Linked DNA regions of Homo sapiens: region 2 is linked to region 1. A link is a loop called in an ENCODE intact Hi-C map of the cell type or tissue named here. Cell type or tissue: GM12878. All regions are shown on one strand. Each heading gives the region's core, and the rest is flanking DNA. Links, peaks and the distances in the headings are about the cores only.

What was found. A loop is a pair of places that touch in the nucleus more often than their neighbours do. Peaks named below come from ENCODE experiments on the same cell type or tissue, not always from the same donor. Only the 100,000 strongest peaks of a DNase experiment are listed, where the experiment ranks them.
Region 2: it touches region 1 in a loop (2.7-fold over the local background); 1 of 110 quality-filtered maps calls a loop at or near these places.

What each region holds. Positions count from the first base shown.
Region 1 is chr16:80,577,474-80,585,385 of GRCh38, reverse strand. No RefSeq gene overlaps it. Among named protein-coding and RNA genes, the nearest start is that of LINC01227, 8.6 kb to the right of the region's middle. RefSeq lists an enhancer at 4,720-5,209. In GM12878, for the core only: no CTCF peak of the experiment used is centred there; DNase peaks (open chromatin) are centred at 4,685 and 5,045; H3K27ac peaks cover 1,873 bases.
Region 2 is chr16:80,672,196-80,680,107 of GRCh38, reverse strand. The region is part of intron 2 of CDYL2 (chromodomain Y like 2); the gene reads left to right. Among named protein-coding and RNA genes, the nearest start is that of LINC01227, 100 kb to the right of the region's middle. In GM12878, for the core only: no CTCF peak of the experiment used is centred there; a DNase peak (open chromatin) is centred at 3,477; H3K4me3 peaks cover 776 bases; H3K27ac peaks cover 1,697 bases.

The sequences.
Region 1 (7,912 bases), core at 1,671-6,670:
AACTGCATTTTCCAAAATAAAAAAGTAGTGAGAAGAGTGGCATTCTTTTGTATTTTTAAAAATCTTTTAAATGTCTGATGTAATAGATGACAGGTGGATTTTATATCTGCTTCTGTATTCAATCTGTTGTGATATCACATATCATGTAGCTTCTGGAATATTCAACCAGACGCTCATGACAGTAAGAATGAAAAAAGTAAGCAATGCCTTAGTATTATTAATATGAAAATAGCCTTGACTTCACAGGCTCCCTGGAGGGGTCTTAGGGACCCCTAGAATTTCCCAGAAAATACTTTGAGAACTGCTGCTCCACACCATGCGTCATCCAAGAGAGTGGTGTTGGACACACCACTTTTGGGGTTGCAGTGGTTAGTGCTATGATCCTAGACTGGTAGACTGGCAGTTAGGTAGTAATGGTGTGTCGACCAGACTTTTGACTCAAAACAAACTCACAGATACGGCTATTCCTGGTCCAAAATTCATTCGCAAGGAGTAAGAGAATCTGTGAGCTGGAGGAGTGCTGATGATAAAAGACAAAGTATAAGACATCTCAAAATCATCATCATGACTACAAGACATTGAGCAATTGCAAAGTACCTTACTGAGCATATTTCCTCCAGTTTTTAGATGAAGTAGGAGAACCCCAGATAACTGATTTGCCACTGTCACACCTGTGTTGATGAAAAGAGTCAAGCTCTGTGAAATATTTGAAGAGATTTATTCTGAGCCAAATATGAGTGACCCATGACCCATGACGGAGCCCTCAGGAGATCCTGAGAACATGTGCCCAAGGTGGTCGGGCTACAACGTGGTTTTATACATTTTAGGAAGACATAAGACATCAATTAATACATGTAAGCTGTACATTGGTTTGGTCCAGAATGGTGGAACAACTAGAAGTGAAAATGAGGGAGTGAGGGGGTGGGGTGAGGTGGTGGTGGTTGGGGTGGAGGGGTAGTTCCAGGTCATAGGTAGATCAAAGATCTTCTGATTGACAGTTGATGGAAAGAGTTAAGTTATTGTCTAAAGACTTGGAATCAATAGAAAGGAATGTCTGAGTTAAATAAGGGGTTGTGGAGACCAGGCTTTTATCATGCAGTTGAAGCCTCCAGGTAGTAGGCTTCAGAGAGAATAGATGTACATATTTCTTATCAGACTTAAAGAGTCTTTTCTATCAGTCTTAAGGTTTGTGTTGATGTTAATACTGGTCAGCTGGGCCTGAACTCCAAAGGCAGGAGCATGTCCAACTCCTGCTTCCCATGATGGCCTGCATTAGTTTTTCAGGCTAACTTTAGAACGCCCTTGGCCAAGGGGAGGGGTCCGTTCAGATGGTTGAGGGGCTTAGAATTTTATTTTTAGTTTACACCTGGTACACAGCAGAGATGGGCGTGAGGCAGCAGGTGGGGAAACTTTTCTGCCTAGGTACAGCTTGGCTCCATCCCTTTACAGTCTCTGCTCTGTCCTTTGTTGGTGTGGCTACTCGGCAAATCATTAGATAAATGTGCAAAAGTCGTGGAATTGCAAGGTGTGGCTCTAGCAAGATTCAGTTTAGGGGTTTTTCTATGGCATTCCCTATAGACAATTTTGAAAAATACCCAGAAACAGCTCCATGCCTGGAAAGGAAATGCCAAAACCAGCCTGATTAAGACTGAAACTCCAGATGTCATCAAATTTCCAAACATGTGCATTTCTTGGTGGGTGGCAAGCAGTAGCCTGGGTGCTGACTCACCAGGCTGGGATCCAAGTGGCTGGGGTTGTTTCCCACAAGAATGGTTCATCAGCTGGTTGCCATTGTGCCACTGCTGTGTTTGCTCTTCTCCGGCCCAGACAGTCCTCACCATTTCCGAAGGTCCACACTGAGGTCCACACTTCTTCATCTGAAGCACACGTAGGGCATGCACATCTGGCTTTGGAGCTCTTGGTTGGCAAATCAGCAGCTCATCCTCTGTCTAATGAACCCATGGGGTTGGGACACAGAGTTGAAGGGGTGAAGTTCTGCATCTGACCTTCCATGAATCCTTTACCTTCTTATTGCTAAAGCATCGTTGAATTTTAATCTTTCTCTCAGGCTCCTATATCCAGTTAACGACCAAGTCCTTTGAAACCTGACTCCTCAACATTGTTCTTATCTATCCCTTCCTCTCATTCCTATCATGGTAGGTTCTTTCATTTTATCTCCTGATTCTCTCTCCTAGCTGGTCACCTACCCTTCAGTCTAATCCAGCATTTCCTAAACTTTACCTTTTTGATTTTGTCCACATCTCTCTCCCATCTGTAGTATTCAACCTTGCACGTTTGTTTACATTGACTGCATTTATTATATAAAATCTAACATTGTACTGTCTACATAAACACCTGTAAAACATATACACATACATTTTCTAAAAACTTAGCTAGTAAAATAAACCTGTGCACAACATAAAGACATAAAATACTTTGAAATATCTCCATTGGTGCATGGAGCACTCTTTGGGAAACTCGAAACCCATTCTTTACTCTGCAGCTGGGGTGGTCTTTTTATTAATTTAAAATTTTTTATTATTAAATGTTTTTATTTTAATAGCTTTAGGGGTACAAGTGGTTTTTTGTTACGTGGACGAATTATACAGTAGTAAAGTCTGGGCTTTTAGTGTAATCATCTCCTGAGTAGTGTGATGAGTACTTGGGTACGCATCACACTACTACATTGTGCCCAAAAGGTGATTTTTTTTCATCCTTTACCCCCCTCCCACCCTTCCTCCTTCTGAGTCTCTAATGTGATTATACCACTCTGCATGCTTTTGTGTACCTATAACTTAGCTCCCACTTATAAGTGAGAACATGCGGTATTTGGTTTCCCATTCCTGAGTTACTTCACTTAGGATAATGGCCTCCAGTCCCATCCAAGTTGCTGCAAAAGACATTATTTCACTCTTTTTTTAAATGGCTGAGTAGTTTTCCTTGGTGTGTGTGTGTGTGTGTGTGTGTATACACCACTTTTATATGGTATATACGTACATATGTATATCCATGCCATATTTTCTTTATCCACTCATTGGTTGATGGACATTTAGGTTGATTCCCTATCTTTGCTACTGTGCATAGTGCTGTGATAAACATATGAGCAGATATCATTTTTATATAATGATTTCTTTTCCTTTGAGTAGATACCCAGTAGTGGGATTGCTGGATCAAATAGCAGATCTACTTTCAGTTCTTTGAGAAATCCAGGAGTGGTCTTTTAAAAACACAAATTCGAATACATTACTCTACAGATTAAAATCCATTGAAGGCTTTGTACCAGATTCAGTTTAAATACCATCCTGTATCTGAGCACTTGCCTTGCTTTCTAGCTGGGGCAGCCCTAGCAGCGTCTTATATTGTTCCCTAGTTTTATAGCCAGGTTGTTGAGGCAGCAGGTGGGGAAGCCAGGTAGTAGGCTTCAGAGAGAATAGATATACATGTTTCTTATCAGACTTAAAGAGTCTTTTCTGTCAGTCTTAAGGTCTGTGTTGATGTTAATGCTCGTCAGCTGGGCCTGAATTACAAAGGGAGGAGCATGCCTCTACTGTTGCTCCAAATCCCAGTTACTGTTAGGGTCTCTCCGGCCATGAGCCTGCATGGCCCTCTTTTCTCCTGCCCAGGGGCTTCCTCCAGGTGCAAGACACTACATGATCCACCTGGTGTTCCCACATGCCCAGTGCTTACACATCAGAAGTGCAGGAGTTAATCACCTATGGGGCAAATGTTGACCAATGCCTTATGGAAGCCTTGTGTAAAGTCCCCTGTCTTCCCTCGCTTAGATGGATGTTTCAGAGATGCAATCTTTCTCACGTTCTCTGCAAAGATGCCTGGTAAAGCCAAAGAGATCATCTTGTCACCAAGTCATGACCAGTTGGGTAATGACATCCTTCTATTTGCTCCCAGTGCCTCCCTTACTTACTCCCCCTTTCCCTCATTTCTACTTCCCAGGGATTGCACTCCCTGGAAAGCTTTACCCTCGGGCTCAGTTTCCTAGGGAACCACGGACTAGAAGTTCTCATTTTGAGGTCTTCATAGACCTCATCTCTTCTCATGATGCCACTCCTTCTTCTCCCTGTACTCAATGTTCCAACTTCTACAATCTACTCTTGGTTTCCCCTACCAGCCAGCAGTCCCATTCCTTTGTTTACACTGTGTCCTTGTCTTCAAAACCTATTAATACCTATTATTCTATCAAGACTTCACTCAGGGATCACCCCTCTCCCCCACCGCCAGGAGCCTTCCCTGATCCTCCTCCCCTCTCCACATAGAATTAATCATTCCTCTTCTTCACCCTGTTGTATTCTTCCAGAGTTCTCTGATAGCAGCTCCACTTGGTACTTCATTGCATGTACTTATTCATGCTCAAATGCAAGTTCCACAAGGGAAGATATTTTTTGCATTTTGTACATTTTTGTGCCCATTTTTTGAATAAATGAATATCTGACCCTTTCAGCTATGCGACTATGTTTTGCACATCAGTGTCTCCAAATGCCATCCTAGGGCCATTGTAGGGTGTACAGAGCAGAAGCTCATACATATTTGATGAATGCATGAGTGAAATTTAGTCTAAATCATTGAGCATGTATTGAACAATCATCATGAGCAGAGATGAACCCCTCATGCTAACCATTTGCCTCAACAATGCACAAAGTTTCTCACAAAAAGCAGCCAGACGCTGTGGATGAGTCATTTCAAAACCAACCCAGTACTAAGAAGACAACCACAAGCTTTGAGTCGCTACATGGCTGGCCAGAAGCTTGATCTTCTGAGTGTGAGTCCCAGCTGGGAAGCACAAACTATTGTGTTCACCGCAGGAGTCAGAAATGCCTGGGCCTGTCTAGAAGATGATGGGATGGCCTCATGGAGATTCTTTGCTCAGGGTCTCCTGGGAAAGAAACATTCTGAAGGAAGATTGAATCCAGGCCAAAAGCTTGCTGCAAGAACAGAGGTCCATATCTGAGGAAGGCGCTTCCCCACTGAACTCCCCCTAGAGCAAGGCAGCTATGGTAAAACCTGAGCACAGAACCAAAGAGCTGCTTCATATCAAAACTTGGTGAGGCGCTGCAAGCACAGAGCCGTGGTGTTTTTTAACCAGGGAAACAGGATGTAGCCCGAGTGGGGATAGGTACTTTCCCACCAGGGGTGGTTGTTGGAGCCCATGATGGCGTCAAGCTAGAGGACATAGTGCAGTGCAGTGGGGCTTTGGGAACAGCAATGGACGCTTCCACAGAGAGATGGCGCTGGAGCTGGTGAGCAGGACTATATGGCAGGCTCCATGGAATACCTAAAAGGGGCTTGTTCTTGAGCTGATGTGTGATGCCCCTGGTAGCATATAGTGGGGATAATGGGAAGATTAAGTCAGAGAAGGAAAGTTTTTGTATTGCTGTTGCTATTTTATATTTTTATTGTTGTATCAAATGACCCTAGGTTCTGACATATATATAAACCATTGGTAATTGATTTAATTATATAATTTATGTAAAGTCTTAACCCAATGTCTGTACATAGTAAGTGCTCAATTGCTTTTAGCTATTATTATTATTATTATTAATGAAGGAGATAGTACTAATTCATCCAGGCCGCTATAACAAAATACCATAAACTGGGTAGCCTATAAGCCACTGAAATCCATTGCTCACAGTTCTAGAGGCTGGGAAGTCCAAGATCAAGGCACCAGTAGATTTTATGTCTGGTGAGAGCCTACTTTCTCAGATGGCACCTTCTCACTGCGTCCTCACATGATGGAAGGAGCAGGGAGCTCTCTCAGGCCTATTTTATAAGGGCACTGATTCCATTCATGGTGGATTTGCCCTCATAACCTAATCAACTCGTAAAGGCCCCGCCTCCTAATACCATCACCTTGGCAGTTACATTTCAACATAGGAATTTTAGGGGAACACAAAAATTCACACCATAGCACCAGGGTCGGGGATAGAGAAATGGCTTTTGATTACAATTGCTCTGACCCCTGTTTTTATCTCTGGACTAATAATAGGGCTGGGGATCACATAGGCAATGTTTAAATACGTGTGTTGAAGTTATTAAAAAAAGAAGGAGAGAAAGAGAGACTCAGAATAGAGACTTGCAGATTCTAGTTTCCATCTTGGTTCTACCCACATGGATTGAGTGTCACCATATGTCCCTGGGCTAGGCACTCTTGGCTTGCCATTGTACTTAACCCTCTTGGAATTTTTCTGAGTCGTAATTTTTCCCTGTGAAAGATAGGGAAACTGAGGCTTGGGGACTGGAAGATATCTAGTAAGTCTTGCTCTCCTGTGAAATATAGGGAAATTGGCCAGGCAAGGTAGCTCAAGCGTGTAATCCCAGCACTTTGGGAAGCTGGGGTGGGTGAATTACCTCAGATCGGGAGCTCGAGACCACCCTGACCACATGGAGAAACCCCATCTCTACTAAAAATACAAAATTAGCCAGGCATGGTGGTGCATGCCTGTAATCCCTGCTACTCGGGAGGCTGAGGCAGGAGAATCGCTTGAACCCAGGAGGCGGAGGTTACAGTGAGCCGAGATCATGCTATTGTACTACTCCCGTCTGGGCAACAAGAGTGAAACACCTTCAAAAAAAAAAGAAAAGGAAGGAAGAAGGAAAGAAGAAAGAAAGAAAGAAGAAAGAAAGAAAGAAAGAAAGAAGAAGGAAAGAAAGAAAGAAAGAATGAAAGAAAGAATAAAGAAAGAAAGAAAGAAAGAAAGAAAGAAAGAAAGAAAGAAAGAAAGAAAAAGAAATATAAGGAAACTGAGGGTTGGGGACTAGAAGATACCTGGGAAGCCTTCCTTTCCTGTTGTAAGAGGTGATGAAATGAAGACTCACCTGGGTAAAAGTCACCTGCCCAAGGTTTTCTTACCTTATAGATGAAGGAAATGAGATACAGGAAGCTTAAGATGCTAGTCTGAGATCTTAGGCTGGTTAGAATCAGCAGCCAGTGCCAACATTTGAACATCCTCTCTGACTTCAAATTGCTTTATACCCCACTCTCCTGTCTCAGGCATGAGAAAGGCCTGGAGTGTCTTGGCCCCAGTGCAATGGAAACAAAAATGGAGGCAAAGCAGGTTTGGATCTGACCTCCCATCTGTGTCCCTGGCTTTCAGAAGCCCCCTGGCTTTCCCCAGCCAAGGGAAAAGACGCTCGGTGAGCTGGAGAAATGGTTTGGCTGAATGTTCTAAATTTAGAAGGGGACCTGGATGCACCCTCAGTGGCTTTTGACTCGAGCCCAAAGTTGAAGCCTGTTGGTGTTTTTCCTCTTTGGTTTCCCTGCGGGGCAGGAAAGCTGCTCTCTCTCAGTTTCCTAAGGGCTCAGTCACCAGCGCCAGGTTTATAAATACCCTCTCCCTTCCCTGGCAGCTCTCACCTCAGCAGATCATTGGTGATTTCAGAATTCCTTGTGGAGTCTTTACACTCTGATGCACCAGGGTGATAACCCGGGGAGGGTCTGTGGCAGGGGTGTACCAAGACCCTGAAGAGCTCATACCCCCCTCGCTGTGGCCTTGCCGAGTAGTGCAAAACTGTGTGGGGAAGTAACACACTCCTTTGTCCCACTCAGGAAAAGGGCTTTGGAGGTTAGCACTGTGTGTCATTAAAGGGGAGAGAGAAAAGGTCATCAAGGGAGTACTTGTGGGGTGCTGTAAGTAGGGCCTGTGAAAAATGGTTCAATACTCGCTGATAACGTGAGCTAATATTGACTGTGGCTGGGTGCCAGCTCCACATGAGGCTTTTCCATGGACTACTGTATTGATGAACTCATATGCTTCCATGGATTCCCTACACTGATCCAGGGACAGAAATGGTTCTATTTTATGGGTGAGGCACTGAAGCCATAAGAAATGAAGTTATCCCAACCACTTAGCTGGTGCACGCAGGCATCCACATTTTCTCTCTTTCTACCATGCCATGTTGA
Region 2 (7,912 bases), core at 1,564-6,563, 95 kb before region 1:
TCCTACTCACTCTTTCAACATGATTATCATTTTTCCCTTTATTGATTATAATGGATAACCATGTTTTAAAGGCAGTTGGAAACTAAGCGCAAGCAATGGGAAGTGGCCTATGGCTTTTGAGAATCTAGGGGCTCCCAAACATGGATCCGGCGTCAGAATCCCTTGGAGGGCATGTTGAAACACAGACTGTTGGGTGTACCTTCAGCATTCTGATTTAGTAGGTGTAGTGTGGAGCCTGAGAATCTGCACCTCCAGCAGAAGTTCCTAGATGCTGCTATTGGTCCAGTGAGCCCAGTTTCAGAACTACTGCTCTAGACTAATGAGCTCCAAGATGGCGGAGATGAAAATGCAGATGGTGTTGTGCCTGCCAGGTGGTGGTATTGAGGAAACTTGAAGTGCTTGTGCTCTGCACCTGGAGTTGGCATTCATAAGACTTTGTAAAGAGAAAGTTTGTGAAATGAAAAGCTGTAAGGTTGAAAGTTTTAGAGTATAAGTACTTCCCTGAGATGAGGCCTTGGAGTTTCCAAAGTACCTTGTGTGATCCTCATGGCAGTCGTGAGAGGTAGTTTTTCTACCCATTTTACAGAGGTGGAGACCGAGGTTACAAGTGTCCAGGTTGGAATTAGGAGAGAAACTCAGGCAATTTGACTGCAAATTTAACTATAGAGCTGGCCTCTATACCACGGCCCAGCTGGATTCCAGGCAGTAGAATTTCCCCAAGCCCTGATTACTGACAGAGACATTTTGTGACTGGGGGAGGGTCAGGAGTGCTTGGTGGTACAGGATGTACTTCTTTGACACCCTCCTTGTTTGTTTATTTATTTATTTATTTATATATTTTTATTATTATACTTTAAGTTTTAGGGTACATGTGTACAATGTGCAGGTTAGTTACATATGTATACATGTGACATGCTGGCACAATGCACCCACTAACTCGTCATCTAGCATTAGGTATATCTCCCAATGCTATCCCTCCCCCCTCCCCCCACCCCACAACAGTCCCCAGAGTGTGATGTTCCCCTTCCTGTGTCCATGTGTTCTCATTGTTCAGTTCCCACCTATGAGTGAGAATATGCAGTGTTTGGTTTTTTGTTCTTGCGATAGTTTACTGAGAATGATGATTTCCAGTTTCATCCATGTCCCTACAAAGGACGTGAACTCATCATTTTTTATGGCTGCATAGTATTCCATGGTGTATATGTGCCACATTTTCTTAATCCAATCTATCATTGTTGGACATTTGGGCTGGTTCCAAGTCTTTGCTATTGTGAATAGTGCCGCAATAAACATACGTGTGCATGTGTCTTTATAGCAGCATGATTTATAGTCCTTTGGGTATATACCCAGTAATGGGATGGCTAGGTCAAATGGTATTTCTAGTTCTAGATCCCTGAGGAATCGCCACACTGACTTCCACAATGGTTGAACTACTTTACAGTCCCACCAACAGTGTAAAAGTGTTCCTATTTCTCCACATCCTCTCCAGCACCTGTTGTTTCCTGACTTTTTAATGATTGCCATTCTAACTGGTGTGAGATGGTATCTCATTGTGGTTTTGATTTGCATTTCTCTGATGGCCAGTGGTGGTGAGCATTTTTTCATGTGTCTTTTGGCTGCATAAATGTCTTCTTTTGAGAAGTGTCTGTTCATGTCCTTCGCCCACTTTTTGATGGGGTTGTTTGTTTTTCTCTTGTAAATTTGTTTGAGTTCATCGTAGATTCTGGATATTAGCCCTTTGTCAGATGAGTAGGTTGCGAAAATTTTCTCCCATTTTGTGGGTTGCCTGTTCACTCTGATGGTAGTTTCTTTTGCTGTACAGAAGCTCTTTAGTTTAATTAGATCCCATTTGTCAATTTTGGCTTTTGTTGCCATTGCTTTTGGTGTTTTAGACATGAAGGCCTTGCCCGTGCCTATGTCCTGAATAGTAATGCCTAGGTTTTCTTCTAGGGTTTTTATGGTTTTAGGTCTAGCGTTTAAGTCTTTAATCCATCTTGAATTGATTTTTGTATAAGGTGTAAGGAAGGGATCCAGTTTCAGCTTTCTACATATGGCTAGCCAGTTTTCCCAGCACCATTTATTAAATAGGGAATCCTTTCCCCATTTCTTGTTTTTCTCAGGTTTGTCAAAGATCAGATAGTTGTAGATATGCAACGTTATTTCTGAGGGCTCTGTTCTGTTCCATTGATCTATATCTCTGTTTTGGTACCAGTACCATGCTGTTTTGGTTACTGTAGCCTTGTAGTATAGTTTGAAGTCAGGTAGCGTGATGCCTCCAGCTTTGTTCTTTTGGCTTAGGATTGACTTGGCAATGTGGGCTCTTTTTTGGTTATTTATTTATTTATTTTTATTTTTATTTTTATTTTTTTGAGATGGAGTCTCGCTCTGTCGCCCAGGCTGGAGTGCAGTGGTGCAATCTTGGCTCACTGCAAGCTCCGCCTCCTGAGTTCACGCCATTCTCCTGCCTCAGCCTCCCGAGTAGCTGGGACTACAGGCGCCTGCCACCATGCCCAGCTGATTTTTTTTGTATTTTTATTAGAGACGGGGTTTCACCGTGTTGGGCAGCATGGTCTCATCTCCTGACCTCGTGGTCCGCCCGCCTCAGCCTCCCAAAGTGCTGGGATTCCAGGCGTGCGCCACTGCGCCTGGCCGACACCTCCTTGTTTATTGATAGATGGGTATGGTGCTTCTGAGCCTGAAACGCTGTGACTAACTCCATGCCACTCAATCTGAAAACCTAGATAACATCATCACTTCCATAGAGAAATACAACTCAACAAAACAGCCTAAAGGAGGGCTAGAAAGCCTGAAGAGAGAAATAACTATTAAAGAAATTGGGCCAGGAGTGGTGGCTCATGCCTGTAATCCCAGCACTTTGGGAGGCTGAGGCAGTGGATAGCTTGAGCCCAGGAGTTCAAGACCAGCCTGGGCAACATGGCGAAACCCTGTCTCTCCAAAAAAATACAAAAATTAGCCAGGTGTGGTGGCACATGCCTGTAGTCCCAGCTTTCCAGGGAGCTGAGGTGGGAGGATCACTTGAGCCCAGGAGGTGGAGGCTGCAGTGAGCTGTGATTGTGCCACTGCACTCCAGCCTGGGCGACAGAGCGAGACTCTGTCTCAAAAAAAAAAAAAAAAAAAAAAAAATACATTGAATTGGTTGTTAAAAAGTCCTCAGAAGAAGTAAGAAAGGAGGAACACAAGGCCCAGAGGGTTTTGCAGGCAAATCTAAACGTTCTAGAATAGATCATCTGACCACACATTCTAGAGCAGATAACCCCTCCCTTATCCAAATGATTATGGAGAACAGGAAAATGGGAAAATACTCCCAACTCCTGTGACGAGGTCAGTATGACCTGGATTTCCAAACCAGACAAAGAGAGGAGGAGAAATGCAAATTACAAGTCAATCTCACTTCAGAATGCAGTAGTGAAAGTCCTGAATAACCTTCTGGGCTTATTATAGTTCCCTTGATACTTCCTCAAAACTACGACTGTTTCAGAAACATCTCATTCCTTGCCCTGAACTTGACCCCAGTTCATTGCCTTTAGAATCACCACTGCTTCTCTGGGTGAGGAGCTTGTCCCAGAAGAGGCCCAGGGAAACTGGTTCAGGAAGGCTCTGACTGTCATCGGCAGTGGCCCCACACTATCTGGTGAACCACTGAGAGGTCAGGAAGGGTGTTCCCGGGGCAGCCTCTTGTCAGCACAGGTATCCATGTATCCACTTCCCTGAGCCCAGCTGTTCTTCCTGACCCACTTCAAGTACCCACCCCCAGGCCAACACACTTTCACTAACCTTTTCAATTTTTAAAAGCAGATGATTTTTCCAAGTCAGTAACAACAAAAACTTGAGGGTTTTTTAATCTTTTGTCTTTCACAGGGTGGCAAGTAAGGAAGGTGTGCTAATGAACTAACTTAAAACCCTTTGATGTGGTGGTGTTAAGACCCTGTCCAACTTGGCCACCGCCCTATGCACATGGAAAGTGCCAGGCTGTGATGGGAAATCCGACTCTTTAACCAGGAGCAACTTGACCTATGGCAGATCCAAGGGGAGAATCGATTCTCCCCGCTTGGCTCCTGAATTCTGGATTTGATTTTGGTGCCCAGAAGAGGATGATGGAGTCTTGACCACTGTCAAGGTTTAGAAACCAACTAATTGCTTTTCCTACCTGCTCAGCTGTCGTTTTCCTCCCTCAATGTCCTTAGGAAAGTCTTAGGCACTGTTTGCTCATGGCTATCCATCAGGGGACTTCCAAAAAGGGTATAGTGGGGGAGTGGAAGCGATCCTCCCCAGGAGCAAGCAGTAAGCGGGTACAGTGTCTGTAGAGGGCTCCAAAACAATAATAAAACTTCACCTCCTAATGTCGGTGAAAAGCCGCTCTCCTTATTGAGGGTTCCAAAACAATAATAAAACTTCACCTCCTAATGTCGGTGAAAAGCCGCTCTCCCTGTTGAGGGTTCCAAAACAATAATAAAACTTCACCTCCTAATGTCGGTGAAAAGCCACTCTCCCCATTGAGGTGGATCCCAGGGCCTTCCTCCACCCTGACTCCTCACACAAAGCAGCCAGTCTTCATGAATGATGATGATAATGGTGGCAGCGGTGGTGGTGGTGGTGATGGTAGCAATAGTAGCTAACATTTCTTGAGGTCTTACTGCAGGTAACGCCTAGCTCTTTGTATTTGATCTACTAAATGTGATTTAATTTCCTCAGTGGTTCTCTGATGGAGCAGTTTAACAACATAGCAACATAACAAGGTTACCTGGGATCAACCTTGTTTATAGATGGGGAAGCTGAGGCTCAGCAAGGGTAAGACACAGCACTGAGAGAAGGAATTAGGGTGTGGTGCCGGGTCTGGGGATGCTGAAGCTGTTGGGGGTCTGTGACCAGTTTTGTAAATGAAGAAAGGTACTTCAGGGATTCAGGTTGAAGCCAACAGACCTTTCCCAGATGCCAAGGGCATTGTTCTGGCCAACACCCCTGGGCCTGCCTTTGAGGCATCTTCAGTAGTATCAGAGATGCTGACTTGGCATTCCAGGGAGGTGGAACCTCTGGTCCTGGTGATTTTCCTTAGGGCCTTAGATTAAAACACACACACATGTATGCATGTACATACACATGCACATATTCACATCACAGATGTACACATCACACACTCATGCACACATCATATATACACACACACCTGCACATCTATGCATTGTAAAGGGGACTCCCTCAATTGTCAAAGTTTATTTCAATGCTAGAAGAAATGGCAAAAAAAGGACAAAGATCTTCACCAACTGATGAATGGATAAACAAAATGTCGTCTTCCCAGACGACGGATGTTATTCAGTCATAAAGAGCAATGAATAGTGGACATATGCGGCAACGTGGATGAACCTCAAAACCACATATGATATGATTCCACTTATGTCAAATGTCCAGAATAGGTGAATCTGTAGAGACAGAAAGTAGATTAGCCGTTGCCAGGGGCTAAGGGGAGGAGGGAGTGGGGAATGACTGCTAATGGGTACGGCATTTCATTTTGAGCAATGAAAATGTTCTGGAATTAGATTATGGGGACAGTTGCACAACTCTGCAAGTCACACTAAAAATCACTGAATTGTGCACTTTATATGGGTGAATTTTATAGTATGTAAAATAAATCTCAGTAAAGCTGTTTTTGTTTTAAAAAAAAGGAGAAGAAAAAGAAGCTAGCAAGTAGGATGAAAAATAACAGCTACCGTTTCCCTACTGCTTGCCATGTGCAAGGGAGCCTTCTAAATGCTCTCCAAGAAGCTGTGCATTGAATTTCCTCGACAGCCCCCATTTCTACACTGGAAAATTAATGCTTAAAGAAGACACGTGCATTGCTTGAGTTAGTCCAAGTGTCACAGAAGGTGGAGCTGGAATGGAACCACAGTGCCCACTCGTGAACCCAGGCTCCCATGTGGGAAATCGAGGTACTCTTAGTGAACCAAGGGACGCTGTATTAGTTCCCTATGGCTGCTGTAACAAATTCCTCCCAACTTGGTGGCTTAAAGCAACACCACCTTCTTCCCTTATAGTTCTGGAGTCAGAAATCTAAAATGCATTGGCAGGGCTGTGCTCCTTCTGGAGGCCCTGTGGGAGAATCCATTTCCTTGCCTTTTCCAGCTTCCAGAGGCTGCACGTTCTCCTCGGCTCGTGGTCCCTCATCTCTATAACCTTTGCATCCATCCTCACATCTCCTTCTCTTGACTCCAAGCCCCCTGCCTCCCTCTTACAAGGACTTATGTGATTACACTGAACCAACCAAGATAATACAGGATAATCTCCCATCTCCAAATCCTTAACTTAATCCCATTCACAAAGTCCTTTTTGCCATGTCAGGTACCACATTCATAGGTCCCAGGGATTAGGATATGAGATCTTTAAGGATTTGCTATTCATCCCACCACAGGCATTTAGGAGAGTTTGAGGGGAAGAAAGGGTATGCATATGGGTTTGTATTCTTGAATGGGCAAGAAACCTGCTGGTAACAAGGAAATGTTAATTTTGTCGTCTAGATTATTAAAATTATTTCATTTAAGTGCACTTGCACATCTGTGCATTGTGAAGGAAACTACCTTAATTGTCAAAGCTTATTTCAATGCTAGAAGAAATAGCAAAAGCCACATCAAGTAGATTATTTCATTTAAGCGAAATAATTATTTTGTTTAAATGAAATAATCTACTTGGTGTGGACTTTGATATAACTGGAAAGTGTTGAAGTTGACTTAAATTCACTTGTTGATTTTTTTAAAATTATTTATTTATTTATTTTTGAGACAGAGTCTTGCTCTGTCGCCCAGGCTGGAGTGCAATGGCATGATCTTGGCTCACTGCAACCTCCGCCTCCCGGGTCCAAACGATTCTCCTGCCTCTGCCTCCTGAGTAGGTGGGATTACAGGTGCATGCCACCATGCCCGGCTAATTTTTTTGTACTTTTAGTAGAAATGGGGTTTCACCATGTTGGCCAGGCTGGTCTTGAACTCCTGACCTCAAGTGATCCACCCACCTCGGCCTCCCAAAGTGCTGGGATTACAGGCATGAGCCACCACGCCCGGCCTCCCTTGTTGATTTTAGAGATGGGAGCAAGCAGCTCCTCCTACAAGACACAAAACACTTATCTAATCCTAGGATGCATTTCTATACGACAGTTACTGCATGACAGTGTTTTGTACAAGCCAGCGTGAGCCTTCCTAGTGCCCAATGAGCTGCTGTTAATAATGACAATAACAGCAATTGCACCAACAACAGATATTTATTAAGCCCTTGCTATGAGTCAGGTGTTGGTGGGCTAAGGATGTTACATTTAGCAGCTCTGTTAATCCTGACAATTCTATGAAGTAGGTTGTCTTTTTATCCCTGGTTTGCACATAAAGAAATGGAGGCTTTACAAAGTTAGTTAGGCAGCTGGCCTGCAGCCTCCAGATGGTAACAAGGTAGAGCCAGAATTGTGGTCCTCTTTCTTCCTTTCCTTTCCTTTCTTTTCCTTTCCTTTCCTTTCCTTTCCTTTCCTTTCCTTTCCTTTCCTTTCCTTTCCTTTCCTTTCCTTTCCTTTCCTTTTCCTTTTCCTTTGCTTTGCTTCTTTCCTTCTTTCCTTTCCTTCTTTCTTTCCTTTCTTTCTTTTCCTGGGCATTTTAAAATGGCTTTCTTACATCACCTTATCCTGTGATATCTGACTGTATCATTAGATCTTAATCACACACAAAGGGAAAGCCTGTTCTACTCATCTCTCTCTCTCTCTCTGTGTGTGTGTGTGTGTGTGTGTGTGTGTGTGTGTAACATTTTGTATGAAAACACTTGTATTTTGATTTTTCTGCTCAATATAGCGTATGTCTGTTTCCGTCTATTTCCATATTGGGCAACTCTTCATATTGGAATTTTAGTAGTGCCATTTATATGT